Regions from separate parts of the Homo sapiens genome. Here region 2 is linked to region 1. A link is an interaction called in ENCODE POLR2A ChIA-PET data of the cell type or tissue named here. Cell type or tissue: IMR-90. All regions are shown on one strand. Links, peaks and the distances in the headings refer to the core of each region. The heading gives the core; the rest is flanking DNA.

Region 1 (8,430 bases), core at 353-8,352:
CCCACCACTCCACTCAAATTGCTCACTCTTATTAGTTATCCCAAATCTCCATATTGCCAAGTCTAATGGCTGTTTTATTCTCTATTTGACCGTTAAGCAATATGTGATGTAGACGACCACTTCTGCATTTATTAAATACCTTCTTTTCTTGATTCCAGTGACAGAATATTCTCCTGCTTTTGTACTCATCTTGCTGGCTGCTCCTTCTCCTCTAATTAATACTGGCATGTGCCAGGGCTGAATCCTTCTAAATCTGTATACACTTCCTAGATAAATCACACTTCTACATGCCAATGACTCCCAAATCCACACCCCTAGAATAGATTGTCAAATGCAGTCAGATATCCAACTGCTTTTTAGACATTTCTACAGATTTTAAAGGTGTCCAAAATGTCATATACTTAAAACAGAACACTTAACTTTCTTCTGTAAATTTGCTTCTCTCCCAGTTTTTTCCCCCAACCTGATCTCCATATATTCTCCCCATCATTTACTGTATTCCAGTCACATTATGCTCTTTATGTTCCTCAAACATTTCATTGTCTTTCTTGTTCTCACTATCTATAAAGCTCTTCTCTCAGATCTTCACACAGCTGGCTCCTTTTGCCATTCCGATCTCAATTAAAATTCCCCTTTTTCAATTAGGCTATCTCTGACTGCCTAATGAAAGCAGTCACCAGTCTCTACCACATTATCCTTTTTTTTGTACACGTAAGACAAGGTCTCACTCTGTCTCCCAGGCTGGAATGCAGTGACACAATCACAGCTCACTGTAGCGTCAACCTCCTAGGCTCAAGTCCTCCTGCCTCAGCCTCCCAAGTAGCTGGGATCACAGGCATACGTCATCATGCCCAGCTAATTTCTAAATTTTTGGTGGAGATGGGGTCTCACTATGTTGCCCAGGCTGGTATCAAACTTCTAGGCTTACACAATCCTCCCACCTCAGCCTCCCAAACTGCTAGGATTACAGGCACAAGCCTTACAGTGCCCAGCCTTACACTATCCATTTATCCATTTTAATTCTCTGCACAGTACAAACCACAAATTTCTCACTTGTGTATTATTTGTGTTTCTCACTTGTGTATTATTCTTCTTCTAGAAGGCGGTTCTCATGACAGCAGGGACAGCTTCTGTCTTGTTCATCACTGAATCCCCAGTATCTAAAGTAATTATCGGAACATAGCTGGTACTACGTTTGGTGGTAAATTAACACACAAAAATTTTTTTAAATTAAACTTTCCTTAAATTAGTGTGTCAAAATAGTTGATGAATTCTTTTATTTTTCTGGAAAAATATCATTTTACGATGCATTCTAAGATGCACCTTTCTTTACCTTTTGTACTCCTTGGATCTTTTAAACTGATTCTTCAGGAAACTATAGGTTCAAGGTACTCTTCTATATGACCAACCATAAGTCTCAGAATTCTGTTTAAACAAGAAAAAATGTTAGATTTATTCAACTTACATAGAAGTTTATCATTAAAAGGGTTTTAAAATAATTTTTAAAAATAAAATTTAGAACTGTCACAAAAATGTATATAACCAATTTTAAATTCTATAAATTGTTTCTAAAAGAAAACAAAATAACTTAAAACATGAATAAACTAAAACAATCACTTAATTCTGGTACAGAAGTTAAAAGATAAAAGTATTAAAAAACTGTAACTATAAAAATGTTAATGAGTATACAACATAAAAGGATAACATTGTGACATCAATAACAAGGGAAGAGTAAGAAAGTTACATTTTTATATGCAATTGAAGTTAGATTGTTATACGCTTAAGACAGACTGTTTTAACTATAAGGTGTTTTTATATATAAGCCCCATGGTAATCACATGTGAGGACTGACACAAGAAAATGAGAGGGGAGTCAAAGCACAACTACAAAAAATAAAGAAAGAAAGAAAGAAACACAGAGAAAAACAGGAGGAAAGGAAAAGAGGGACAACAGCACTACAAGAAAGACAGCAAGCCCTTCTCTATCAGTAATCACTTTAAACGTAAATGGATTAAACTCCTCAATCAAAATACATGGAGTGGCTGAATGGATTTAAAAAAAAAAAGAAAGATCCAACTGCATGTTGTCTCCAAGATTCACCTCAGATTTAAGAACAGAAGCTGAAAGTGAAAGAATGGAAAAATATATCCCATGCAAATGGCAGCCTAAAGAGTATAAGTGACCATACTTAGATAAAATAGATGTAAAGTCAAATACAAGAGACAAAGAAGGACATTATATAGTAATAAGAGTCAATTCATTAGGAAAATATAGCAATTATAAATATATATATATATACACCCAACATCAGAGGACCCAAATATATTAAGCAAACATCAATAGAACTGAAGGGAGAAACAGCAGATACAATAGTAGCAGGAGATGTCAATACCCCACTTTCAATAATGGACAGATAATCCAAGAGAAATCAAGAAGGAAAGCATAGATTTAAACAGTGTATCAGTACAGTCATCCTTTGTTATCTGACATGGACTGGTTCCAGGACCCCCCACCAAATATTAATACCAAAATCTGCAGATGCTTAAGTCCCTTATATAAAATGATGTAGTATTTGCCTATAACCTATGTGCCTCCTCCCCTATACTTTAAATCATCTCTAGATTACTTATAATGCATAATACAATGTAAATGTGATGTAAATAGGTGTTATACTATATTGGTTTCTTAAATTTGTATTATTTGTAAATGGTTTTATTCTCTGAATATTTTTATCCACAGTTGGTTGAATCCACAGACGTGGAACCTTCAGATGCAGAAGGCCAACTGTATAGACCAAATGGACCTAACAGACATACACAAAACATTCCACCCAACAACAGCAGAATACACATTATTCTCAAGTACACAGAGAACGTTCTCTAGGACAGATCACCTAATAGGGCACAGAACAAGTTTTAACAAATTTAAGGTTGAATTATACTAAATATCTTCTCTGATCACAGTGAAATGTCAGAAGGAAAACTAGAAAATTCATAAGCAGATGAAATTTAAACACACTGTTGAATAACCAAAGAGTCAAGGAAGACATCAAAAGAGAAATTAGAAAACATCTTGAGACAAACGAAAACACAACATACCAAAATGTATGGGATGCAGCAAAAGTGTTCTGACAGGGAATCTTATTTCAGTCAATGACTGCATTAAAAATGAAGAAAGATTCCTGCAGGTGTGCTAAAAAAAAAAAAAAAAAAAAAAAAGGAAAGATCTCAAACAATGCAACTTTATACCTCAAAGAACTAGAAAAAGAAGAACAAAGCCCATAGAGAGCAGAAGGAAGGAAATATGATTAGAGTAGAAATAAAACAGTGAATAGGAAAAAAAAAAAATCAACAAAACTAAGAGTTGTTTCTTTGAAAAGACTAACAAAATTGACAAATCTTTAGCTACACTAGGAATAAGAGAAGACTCAAAATCAGAAATAAAAGGAGAAATTACAACTGATGTCACAGAAATAAAAAAGTATTTTTTTGAGACAACTCAATAAATATACACCAACAAATTAGATAACCTAGAAAAAATGGATAAATTCCTAGAAATATGCCATCTACCACGAAGGCTGAATCATGAATAGAAAAATGTGAACAGAGTTCACAGCAGATTTATTCATAATGGTCTAAAACTATAAACAATCCAGATGTTCATTGACAGTACAATGGATAAACAAAATGTGGTATTCATATAATGGAATGCTATACAACAAAGAGAAGACTGCATGCAACAGCACAGATGACTTTACAAGAGAGTACATAGTTTTTTTAAGAATAGACAAATTAATCAGTAAGTCAGAATGATAAAATAAAAAAAGAAAATCTGAGCAGACACATATAACTTGTAATTATATTGAATCAAAAACTTCCCAATGAAGAAAAGCCAGGACCATATACATGACTTCACTGAAGAATTCTACCAAACACTGAAAGAATTAATACCAATCCCCCTCAAATGCTTCCAACAAACTGAAAAGGGAACATTTTCAAACTCTTTATGAAGCCAGCATTATGCTGATATCAAAGCCAAAGACACCATAAGAAAAAAACTATAGACCAATATTCCTTATGCATATTGATGAAAAATTCTCAACAAAATACTACCAATCCAAACGCAACAGTAAATTAAAAGGATTATACCACATGACCAGGTGGTATTTATCCCTGGGATTTGAGCAAGGTTCAACATATATTAATAAAACCAATCCATGTGCTACACCACATCAACAAAACCAAGGATAAAAATCGTATGAGGGATCTCAATTGATGCAGAAAAAGCATTTAACAAAATCCAACACCTATTCATGATAAAAAAAAAAAACGCCATTCAACAAACTAGGAATAGAAGGAATTTATAAACCAAGAAAAGGAGGAATTTCTCTTTCTTAAAAAATAAATTGGTTTGAAAATTATGCCCTTTGACTCAGTAATTTCACTTTGAGAAATAATAAAATAATCAAAGATGCATCTAAACTTTTATATTCATTGAGATATTATTAAAAATAATAAAGCTAGGCCAGTCACAGTGGCTCATGCCTGTAATCCTAGCACTTTGGGAGGCTAAGGTGGGTAGATCACTTGAGGTCATGAGTTCAAAAACAGCCTGGCTAATATGGTGAAACCCCATCTCTACTACAAATATAAAAATTAGCTGGGCATGGTGGCACACGCCTGTAATCCCAGTTACTCGGGAGGGTGAGGCAGGAGAATCGCTTGAACCCAGGAAGCGGAGGTTGCAGTGAGCCGAGATAGCGCCACTGCACTCTGACCTGGGTGACAGAGCGAGATTCTGTCTCTAAAAAAAATAAAATAAAATAAAAACAGTAAAGCTAGAACAAATTTAAATGTCTAACTGCATTAACAGTGGCATGAAAATATATCAGACATAAACCTGAATATAGCAAAAGTATCAACTGTGATTGCTCCTAGGTAGTTTATGGATGGTGTTTTTTGTTCTTTCTTTAGTACTTTCTAAAATTTCTCCCATGAACATGCATTACTTTTATAATCAGAAAGCTTAAGTGCTGCATTTTTTTTCTTTTTCTTTTAATTGTCCAATACTAGAGGCCTAGCTATACATGAGGAGGCAAATAAGATAAAACACAACCTGTTATCTATTCCAGAGAACAAAAACTTAACAGAGACTATTTTTCTAGCCATTTAAAGAAAACAAAGTTTCATCTAGTTAATAATTTTAAAATTATTAATTAAAAATGGCTAACTCAGGAATTTGAATTTTAAAAATTAAAACTACAGTTTTTCCCTAACCTAATAACCTACTGACCCACTGACCTACTTTGGAATTTAGGTTTGTTAATTCTGATACCACAGGTATTTCGGGAACTGACGGATCTATTAACATTAATTAAAAGTAGTGCTGAAATTTAATTGACCGGTATAATACAAAACCTAAGGAACAAACCTTAACTACTTTTATTACCACTTATGAAAAATTCTAACTTGCTTCTGCAGATTACTGATTTTGTATTATAACTGAAACAGTAATTATTTCTAAGAGAAAAACTATTTTAACTTGCAAAGAAAGGCCCAAATATTTAATACTTTTTAGATTCGTTGTTTAATGTACGAGGAAAAAATGAAATTAAACAGTGGTTCTCAATTTATTCAATATTGAATGTATTAGCCACCTCTACAACCGATATAAGATATTGGCAAAATAAAACACATATTTGGTTTTACAGCTATCTCTACAATCAATTTAAATTTGAAAACTGACCTGTAAGAATAAGAACCACATCCCAAACCAGTTTTATGAACCAGACCTCTTAAAACCAGAGAGGATTCTGGCTCAAGACAAACATCAACTGACACTATAACTCTAGCCTGCTGAATGTCAAGATGTAAGATATTCACTAAACCTCATTAAATAAACAAAAACTAAAAAATTAATACAGTTCTCTTAGTGGGACAATACTATTCCAACGATTCAACTAATATATATTTTTCAAGTAATGTCTGAGCTTTGTATTCATATAACAGACTGATCTTGCCCACAGAGTATAGGAGCACCTTATCCCCTTTTCAGAGATAAGACTAAGGCCTACATCTGTCCTCAGCCCCAAGTAAGCCCCACATAAAACCTGAAGGTGGAGGGAGAGCACAAGCCTCAGAATGAATTTCACATGTAATCAGGTACCATAAACCTGAAGCTATACGACTCTACACCTGGCCTTCATCCTGACACCAGCAGGAAGAAAGAGGGAGCCCTGTGGTAGGCAGAATAACAGCCTCCGAAGAATGTCCATTCCCTCTTCCCTGGACCTTATGAAGATGTTATGTCACATGGCAAAAAAGGACACTGCAGATGTGATTAAGGATAAGGATCTTGAGATGTGGAGATTATCCTGCATTATCCAAGTGGGTCCAAAATAATCACGTGAGTTCTTAAGAGGAAAGGACCTTTCCTAGCTGTGGTTTGATATATCAGAAAGAACGGTCAAAAAGATGGCAAGTTAAAGGCATAAGAATGATACAATGGACCATGGGGACTCGGGGAGAAGGGAAGGATAGGAGGGGGGATGAGGGATAAAAGACCATACATTGGGAACAGTGCTCAGGTGATGGGTGCACCAAAATCTCAGAAATCACCACTAAAGAACTTATCCATGTAACCAAACACCCCCTGTTCCCCAAAAACCTACTGAAATGATAATTCTTTTAAAAAGATGCAAAGTTGCTGGCTTTGAAAGTGAAAGAAGGTGGCCACAAGCCAAGGAATTCAGGTAGCCTCTACAAGCTGGAAAAAACAAGGAAACAGATTTTCTCCTGAAGCCTCCAGAGAGAAATGCAGCCCGCTGACACCTTGGGTTCAGGTCAGTGAGATTTGTGTTGGCCTTCTGAGCTGCAGAACTGTAAAACAATAAATTTGTATTGTCTTAAGCCATTAAGTTTGTGGTTATTTGTATGGTAGCAACAGAAAACTATACAGAATCCGGTTTCTCTCGATAAACCTGGCTCTCACCAACACTTCCCTTTCAGTATTTACAGCAACCTGCATAGGAGATCATCAAAGAGAATCCCATTATGCCCTCCATTCTTTTTACATCAGTCAACAAGAAATGCCCAAGACTCCCAAGTCATCCCCCATCCCTATATACTTTCATCCCTATATACTCTGTATGTCCCTACACTGACCCCTTTTCTCTTCCTCCCCCAATTCCCGAAATCCTTTCGCAGTGTCTTCTGGAACTCATGGTACACATCGTCGTTAAAATATCCTATTTCCTCAGTATTGTTGTTGCACACTCTTCACCTTACTTGCTCCCAGCTGTAACCTCTCTCCCCTCTGGGAGTTCTGCTCTAACTCCAGCCCTTTCAAACAATGGCTTCTCTCTCATGTGAGATAAAATATATTTACTCTCCCATATCTCAGATGACCAAGCCCTGTTGGTGGGGTGAACTTCCTTGTAACTCACTGTCATTTCTGAATTATTCTCTCCCTCCCTAAAACCTTAGCTTTGACTCTCATGCCACCAGACTACATCAGCTATTATCCCCTCCTTATTGTAGTCATTCACAAACCCCAGGATAAGCCCCTTCACTCCACGAAGGGTGTGACCCTCTCCAATACCTCTTTTGAATTTCAATGTACACAAAATGATCCCCCAAAACTGGCCAGTGAGTTCCTTGATCTCTTCTGCAACAATTTTGTGTTCCACCCCACCTCCCACTCATTCTGCTAGTGTTACCCCAGAATTCACCATTACTAATATCCAAAAGACCCTCCGTATCCTCAATTTTAAGCATCTAAGCCCTCTCTCACAAACTGGGATAGCATGTGATCCACCTGATGCAAAAAGACAAAAAACACAAACTTTTTTTAAAAAAACAAAAAAACTGCTGGGCGCAGTGGCTCACACCTGTAATCCCAGCACTTTGGGAGGTCAAGGTGGGTGGATCACCTGAGGTCAGGAGTTCAAGACCAGCCTGGCCAACATGGTGAAACCCCGTCTCTACTAAAAATACAAAAATTAGCCGGGCGTGGTGGCAGGCGCCTGTAATCCCAACTACTTGGGAGGCTAAGGCAGGAGAATCGCTTGAACCCGGGAGGTGGAGGTTGCATTGAGCCAAGATTGCTCCACAGCACTCCATCCTAGGTGACAGAGCGAGAGGTCGTCTCAAAAAAAAAAGAAACAATCAAAAAACAAAAACAAAAAAACTGACAATATAGCTCTAACTTATTTATGTTGGGTCTTTAAAAAGAAAAAAAAAACTGTGCCAGCTCATAATCTTTGTTGGAGCCTCAGTTTCTCTTCCTAGTAAAGGCACAAGGGAGTAAAGCAAGTTTATTTGACATGGTCGGGAAGACTAAACATAGTGACAGTCAATGATTGGTTATGTTGTTAATTACCTTCTATGAGAAATGCTTCATTCTTTTTCATGTTTCTCTAAACTCTAGCCT
Region 2 (8,430 bases), core at 77-8,076, 440 kb after region 1:
TTCTTGATTATATGGTAAACAAGGGGTGGATTATTCATTAGTTTTCCAGGAAAGGGGTGAGTAATTCCTGGAACCAAGGGTTCCTCCCCTTTTTAGACCATATGGGATGACTTCCTAACATTGCCATGGCATTTGTAAACTGTCATGGTGCTGGTGAGAATGTCTTTTAGCATGCTAATGCATTCTAATTAGCGTATGATGAGCAGTAAAGGTGATCAGAGGTCATTCTCCTTGCGATCTTGGTTTTGGTGGGATTCAGCCGGCTTCTTTACTGCTAACTGCTGTTATCAGCAGGGTCTTTGTGACCTGTATCTTGTGCCAACCTCCAATCTCACCATGTGACTTAGAATACCCAGCCTCCTGTGAAGGCAGCCCAGTAGGTCTCAGCCTTATTTTACTCAATCCCTGTTCAAGATGGGGTTGCTCTGCTTCGAACGCCTCTCACAAGTATTGTTTCACTCAGAATGGCTCAAAACATGAATTTTATATCCTCAGCCGGGCGCGGTGGCTCACGCCTGTAATCCCAGCCCTTTGGGAGGCTGAGGCAGGCGGATCACGAGGTCAGGAGATCAAGACCATCCTGGCTAACAAGGTGAAACCCCATCTCTGCTAAAAATACAAAAATTAGCTGGGCATGGTGGCAGGCACCTGTAGTCCCAGCTACTCGGGAGGCTGAGGCAGGACAATGGCGTGAACCCGGGAGGCAGAGCTTGCAGTGAGCCGAGATTGCGCCACTGCACTACAGCTGGGCAACAGAGCAAGACTCCATCTCAAAAAAAAAAAATTTTATATCCTCACATCCAATTCTTCCCCTTGCTCCTGGATAATAACTCAGGCAAAATCCATGACTTTTCTGGTTTCTCTGTTGTAAAACAAGCCCTTAATCAGAAATTAAAATATCTAGTTCCATTTTATAACCAAATCTTTAAACACAGCTTATGATCAATATTCTCATCCTTCTCCAGCTTGGGCCTGCTGCCAGCAGAGAAGAAAAGGGAGGTGGTCACGGTCACGTTCTTTACTCTAATCATGCCCACTTCCATTCTTCCCCTCCCTGAATTGCTGATGGAGAGCAGGAGAGCTCTCACTTGACCAGTACTGCTATGACCCAGCCTCTGCCCTCTGGCCCTACCAGGTGTTTAAACCTGTCTTTTTTGCTGTGGGTTCTTTGGGGATCCTCCTCCCTTGAGAGAGAGAGAGACAAGAAACAAGTGGGCAAGCCAGCCTGGACCTAGGAAATAGACCTGTATCAAGCCCAAGTCAACAAGTGAGTATTTTCATGTTTCTGCACAGTTAGGACTTTCTGAGCAAGTTTTTCTGGAGTCCAGATTAAAGAACAAGCTTTAGAAGTTAAATTATGACTATGACTGAATAGGTAATGAGACAACTGTAGAGAGATTTGTCTCCCCAGAGGTCTGTGTTTACACTTCAGAGGAGCAGGGTGGGAGGGGGTAAAACCTGCAACCAAGAAAACATCCCAAGAGCTGTAAATGAGGAGAAGCTTCTCTTATCTTCCCCCAGACACTTATTTGCATTCCAAAAGGTAAGAAGCCCAGACCTTTCCCTTTGCTTCCCCAGCAAAATTGGTGTACACTAGAAAGCAGAGGTTTCTCTGCCTTTCTCAGAAGGGGAAAAGAGAAAGCTGACCCTCTCGTATATAAGCTCTCAGATTCATAATTTTGAGGGGGGCTTTCTCTCCTGCAGTACAGAACCTAGTACATATAAGAGGACATCTGGCTTTCATCATATCACTCTAGGGGGTTGGGGCAAGGGAACTGATAGTTATTGACATGAATTATAATAACTTTGTTCTCTGCTCCAGAAACTTTATATTTGCATTCAGAATAACATAAATAAATACAGGTATTAAAAACCTATCAGCCATTGAAAGAAGACTGTGCATGGTTCTGTCAGAGGTGTGTGAACCAGAGCAACTCCATCTTAAATAGGAACTGGGTAAAATGAGGCTGAAACCTACTGGGCTGCATTCCCAGATGGTTAAGGCATCTATGTCACAGGATGAGATAGGAGGTCAGCGAAGATACAGGTCATAAAGACCTTGCTGATAAAACAGGTTGCAGTAAAGAAGCCAGCCAAAACCCACCAAAACCAAGATGACCACGAGAGTGACCTCTGGTCGTCCTCACTGCTGCACTCCCACCAGTGTCATGACAGTTTACAAATGCCACAGCAACATCAAGAAGTTACCCTGTATTATTTAAAAAGGGGAGGCATGAATAATCCACCTTTTGTTTAGCATATAATCAAGAAATAACCAGAAAAATGGGCAACCAGCAGCCCTTGGGCCTGCTCTGCCTATGGAGTAGCCATTCTTTTATTCCTTTACTTTCTTAATAAACTCGGCCTCACTTTAATCTATGGACTCACCCTAAATTCTTTCTTGCATGAGATCCAAGAACCCTTTCTTGGGGTTTGGATCGGGACCCCTTTCCAGTAATAGTTCTTCACTGGAGCATATGTGATTCATATGCTAAAAAGGCTAATGTAATGCTGAAACTGCCCTTACAAAGATTATGACAGCAAGAGAAATTTAGCATGGCTGACTCTATCTTGCTTGTAGACTCATGGGCTGGCTGTACTCACTCACTCCTGGGCATAGGCCAGGCTAACCATGTGATGAATTTAGTTTACAGTTTAACTATGAAGCAAGGATGATAATAGTCCTTCTCTAAAACGGATTCCCTCCTTGTTGGGGGGCTGAAACTGCCTTTATAAGACTAATGAAAGGCCACAAGATTAGGATTTTGGGAAGGGCCTACATTCTCCTAAAATATAGACATAGTTTCTATAATCCCTTACTGTTCAGGAGTCATGTAGCCAGAGGTCAGAAGATTTGTCACTTCCCCATTTGCTCCTGTAGATAACATCACTATTATAGAACCTAAGATTGGTCTTTTGAGATGTTTCTCAGACTTTAGCATTCTGGAAACCAATTGACCCCACCCAGACCCATGAATTATTACTCAGCTGGTCTTGTGGCCCCCACTCAGAGGCAGAATCAGCACATGAGGACTGTTTCCACACCCTTATGACTTTATCCCCAACCCATCAGCAGCACCAATTCCCTAGGCCCCTGCCCCTGAAATTTTCCATAAAAATCCTAGCCTCTGAGTTCTCTGGAAGACTGATTTGAGTGATAACTCTAGTCCTTCACTCAGCTGCCTTGCATTACGTAAACTCTTTCTTTACTGCAATACCCTGGTCTCAGTGAATTGGTTTTGCCTGTGCAGTGGAAGAAGCAAGGATGAACCCATTGGGTGATTACAGTAATAGACTGTTTGATATACATTGAGTGTGCTGTGCAGGTATAGTAAGAGAAATAAGCATATCTCAATACTCAGCCATAATCTAACACAATCATTTCTGGGAATACATTTTAATAAAAAAACCGAGAAACTAGACTGTTTCTACTCCAGAGGGGTTAGCCAGATAAGGGATGGGCTTGGAGACCATGTCAAGTGAGCAAAAATGGAAGGATCTGGGTTATTTGTTCTGAAGAGTTATCACATGCATGAGACAAAAAATTCATTTTCTTTTGATTGCTTGGAACAAATTGCTCATACTTATGGAGAAACAGATTTTAGCTTCATATAAAGAAGACTTTTTCCAGCAAAGACGTTCAGCAATGCAATGAGCTGCTTTAACAAGTAGAGCACTCTCTTTTGTCATTGGACTTGTTTAGGTGGCAGCTGGGATGGCCATCTGTTGGAGAGGTTGCAGAGGAAGTCTGTGTTCTATGTTGGAGGTTGGTCTAATTGAACTTTTAGGACTCTGATAACTCTATGTCTCCACAAAGTTTAATTGATCTTTGTCTGAATATTTCCATATTTGGTCATTGTCCTTCGGAGCTCCCTTTCTTGGCAGCCTGCTATATTCCCAGAATTGTGTTAACTTCCTGAGTTCAAGTCAAGGCTCTATGATTTACTTCGTGATTTCTGGTAAATTACTTAATCCCACCTGTAACATTGTGAAACCAATACTTCCTACTTTTAGGCCTCTTATGGAGATTAAATGAAATGGTACTTGTAAAACATGAATTGTGTAAAGCAGCACTCACTAGAACCCAGTAATACACAATGGCTATGATTAGTTTATTAGTCTCTTAGCTTCTTGTCTGTCTCCATCCTTCTTTCACTTGGCTACCTACTCACCCTTCACATCTCACTTAGTTTTCATTTATATGCCTCTTATTTCCAGTGAGTTTGAGTCTCTTCTTATGGTAAAGAGCCATTTGGCAAATTATATTTTCATACTTGTGCCTACTGTTAAATTATTTTTCTAATTTATTCTACTATTTGTTAGTCATTTTACTGTCAATTTATAGGATCTCTTTCTATATTAGGTTTACGATATTAGTTGCAAATATTTTCCTGGCTTATTCTTTGTCTTTTGATCATAGACCTTTTGACGTGAAGCAGGCTTGTTGTTCTAATATTTTTATTGATTTTATTTTTTTACATAGGGTCGCTCTCTATTGCCCAGGCTGAAGTGCAGTGGCACAATCCTGGCTCACTGTAGCCTCAACCTCCCCAGGCTCAGGTGATCCTCCCACCTCAGCCTCCCAAGCAGCTGCACACAGCTTTTAGGTTGGTGCAAAAGTAACTGCGGTTTTTGCCATTAAAATAGCAAAACCGCAATTACTTTTGCACTAGCCTAATAATTTTTTTATTTTATGTAGGGATGGAATCTCTCTATGTTGCCCAGGCTTGTCTCGATCTCCTGGGCTCAAGCAATCTACCTGTCTTGGCTTCCCAAAATGCCTAAGCCACTGTGCCCAGCCTGTTGTTTTTAATATAGTAGTGTTCATCAAGTCTTTGATTCATACAAAGGTCGTGAACCTCTACCTCTATTTCTTACTGACACCAAAAAGTGATTAAAAGGTATAATTCCTTGCGCTATCATTATGAAATGAAAATGTCTGCTGTTGTTGTAGACACACAAACTGCTACATCATCAAGATGCTTCAGCGCTGTGCTTTTAAAAGGGACCCTTTCTTGATATAATTTTCCAGTGTCTCTGCTACTAAAGAATAGCTTCTCATAACATCTGATCATTTACACAGCTTGAGTGTCTTTTGTAGCCAAGGTACTACAGAGGCTCCACTACAAGGCTCCAGACAGGCTGGAACTATTGTAACCATTTTCTTTACCTGCCAAGTAATCAGGTTGCCAGTCAAACCGTACACCTATGGAATAGGGAAATTGAGTCCCTGCTGCTTAAATAAAAGGCCCTGAATTAGCTGGCAGTAACACTGACATTTTAGATTCATCTCTGGCCTAGTCACTACAGGGAAGCAACTGTGTTATACTGGAGAGAATACTGGACTTTGTGTCAGAAGGCTTGATTCATTTACTTCAGTGCAGTGCGATTCAATTCAATTCACATTTCCTGATCTTCTATTAAGGCCAGATAGTCTGCTTCGGTTATGGGTACAAAGAAGCTGTTTTGTCCCTTAAAGAGCTCACAGTCTAATGGGAGAAACAGGATCATCAGTGACTACAGTAAACAACATCCAAATACACAGACTGTCTTAAAAATACAGAGAAGAAACCTAAGAAAAAGGAACTTGATTTCTCTCTGTTAATTTCTGTTACATATTATGTGCACACACCCAACTATATCCCAGACATTGCTGTTATATCACCTTCAGCACCTTATATCACAAACCAAACTTACTATTGGTCCCCTGTCCCTTTCCAGCCCCTCTGCCACACCAACAAGATAGCTTCCTGATTATGCCATCTCAGGGTCTTCAGTCTCTGAAACTCTAAACCTTGATGTTTATCTGGATTCCTTCCCCTCCACTCACAGAGGCCCTTCCCTCACTAAGCCCTGCCCATTCTTCCTTTGTAATATTTTGCACGTTTCCTTCAGACCTTTATCATGTCATTAAAAAAATCTTCTGACTCTTGTCCTAGATAACATTGTTTTCTGCACCAGTCACTATTCACCATTCCATGCTTCTACTACCCAGATATATTTCCCGCAAACTAATTTCTTCATGTCATTTTCCAGCTTTAAAAGGTCAATAATTCTCCATTACATATTGGATAAAATTCAAGCTCTGAAATCTAATATTTGGTGGGTCCTTTAGTCATCTGACTTCACTTTTTATTTTCAGTCTTGTCATTATCTATGCCATTCTGCTTGTCCCTGGCCCCATCAGATGGCTGTATTTATTATTGAGAAAAACATTCTTCCCTATCATTTTTTCCCATCCTGTTATCTCCTCTCCTCCCTTTCTTCCATCCCCACATCTCTTGCTTCCTCTTCTTTATGCATCCAAGTTCTAGTCATTTCAAGGTCCAACTCCAAGTCTTATCTACTCCATAAAACTGAGAAGTAGCTCAGTTTTATGCTGAGGTCTTCATATCAGACCTTCCTCTGAAGGTCTTCAGAGCGTCTTTTTCTTTTCTGAATTCCTAAAATATTTATTCTGTGGCCTTAACGGGTATTTAAGCATATATGTATCAGATTGCCAGGGCGGCTTAACCAACAGAAATGTATTGTGAAACAATACATTTCTGGAGGCTTGCTTTCTGAGATCAATGTGTTATCAGGGTTGATTCTTTCTGAGGGCTGTGAGGGAGAATCTGTTCCATGCCTTTCTCCTGGCTTCTGGTGGTTTGCTGGCAATTTTGGCATTCCTAGTAGATGACATTCTCCCTGTGTTTGCATGATCTTCCCTCTATCTCTTTACATGGTGGTGTTCTTTTTATAAGGATACCGGTCATATTGGATTAGGGGCCCACTCTACTCCAGTATGACCTCATCTTAACAAATTAAAGCTGCAATGACCTTATTTCCAAATGAGGTGATATTCTGAGGTATTTAGAGATAAACTTTAAAGTCCCAGGGTGGGGTGCAGTGGCTTGATCACAGCTCACTGAAGCCTCAACCTCCTGGGCTCAAGCTCTCCTCCTGCCCAAGCCTCCTGAGTAGCTGGGACTACAGGCATGTGCCACCACACCTGGCTAATTCTTTTTTATTTTGTAGAGATAGGTTCCTATTTTATTGCCCAGGCTGGTCTCGAACTCTTGGGCTTAAGCAGTCCTCCCACCTCAGCCTCCCAAACTGCTGGGATTTCAGGCATGAACCACTGTGCCCAGCCCATTTGTGATCATTGTTAACAGCAGCTTGAGGAAACTAATACAAGGAGGAAAAGTAGGGAAGGGACCAGATACACTGATGGAATCAGCATAAGTCAGGTTGGAATCAGCTGGGCCATGCACTGATGGAATCAGCTCTGGCCCAGGAAATTCCTGCCTTTCACACCCCACACCCTGAGCAAGCAAATGCCAAGGAGCTGCTGGAAGACAGGTTAGTCTGGGGAGACAAGTTAGCCTACGCATTTCTATCACAGTGTCTAGGAGCGTCATCATCTATCTTTCTTATTGTTCCCTAGAGAAGACCACATTGATAGCAGCCAGAAAAGAGCTTGTTGATGTCCGGCATGAATAATGCCTGTCTGTGCCCAGAGAGTTTGCTCAGCCTGCCATGGATCCTTCCTGCTGGGGGCACCTGCAGAAGTCGTGAAGGTGGGGAAGGAAAGCATCCACCCATGCCTAAGGTGAAACTGCATGGAACCAGCTCACGATTCTCTACAGCAGAAGACGGTGGGAAACACTCCACCGGAGACAATCCTGCTGCTTTTAGCCCCACTTCATTTCCACTTCCAGAGCTACCTGGTGCCACCTGTGCCTTTTGAGGTTTCTACAGAGTCGTTAGGTTGCTCCTGAGCTTTTCCCACTGCTGGATGAGATTCAAAATTTTCTGAGCTAAGTCAGTTTCCAGCTGTCCTTCTGCTATGCAGTCCTCAAATTGTATTGATATTGTCTTCTCTACAATCTCTTTGACCTGATGGTTTTTAAAAAGCACCTTAAAAATTCCTTTATTGGCCGGGTGTGGTGTCTCATGCCTGTAATCCCAGCACTTTGGGAGGCTGAGGCAGGTGACTCACTGGAGCCCAGGAGTTGGAGACTAGCTTGGGCAACATGGTGAAACCCCATCTCTACAAAAAATACAAAAATTAGCCAGTCATGGTGGCACACTCCTGTGGTCCCAGCTACTCGGGAGGCTGAGGCAGGAGAATCACTTGAGCCCAGGAGCAGGCAGGTTGCAGAGATTGTGCCACTGCACTGCAGCCTGAGCGACAGAGCAAGACTCTGTCAAATAAATAAATAAGCCCTTTATTGTAGTTTTAGGGGAGTGAAGGAGGGAGAGAGCTGAAATAACTGTGTATGTTTAACCTGCTCTCCTTAGTTAGATGGTGCAAACTTTTATCGGAAGATTTGTGCCTTGATTCACTTCCGGAAAATTCTTAGCTGTTATCTCTTCAAGCCTGACTTCTCAGCTATATTTGTTTTTCTGTTGCTACAAAAACAAATCACCCCAACCTTAGCAGTTTAG

Evidence for each region. ChIA-PET counts read pairs that join two places held together with the same protein. Peaks named below come from ENCODE experiments on the same cell type or tissue, not always from the same donor. Only the 100,000 strongest peaks of a DNase experiment are listed, where the experiment ranks them.
Region 2: POLR2A ChIA-PET joins it to region 1 with 10 read pairs; 1 of 35 experiments calls an interaction of 5 or more read pairs at or near these places.

The regions. Positions count from the first base shown.
Region 1 is chr4:55,488,041-55,496,470 of GRCh38, forward strand. It overlaps CLOCK (clock circadian regulator), which reads right to left. Exons shown (of 23, transcript NM_004898.4): 3 at 1,334-1,425. Among named protein-coding and RNA genes, the nearest start is that of CLOCK, 55 kb to the right of the region's middle. In IMR-90, for the core only: no CTCF peak of the experiment used is centred there; a DNase peak (open chromatin) is centred at 3,621.
Region 2 is chr4:55,925,382-55,933,811 of GRCh38, forward strand. The region is part of intron 3 of EXOC1-AS1 (EXOC1 antisense RNA 1); the gene reads right to left. Among named protein-coding and RNA genes, the nearest start is that of EXOC1-AS1, 18 kb to the right of the region's middle. In IMR-90, for the core only: no CTCF peak of the experiment used is centred there; a DNase peak (open chromatin) is centred at 6,670; H3K27ac peaks cover 676 bases.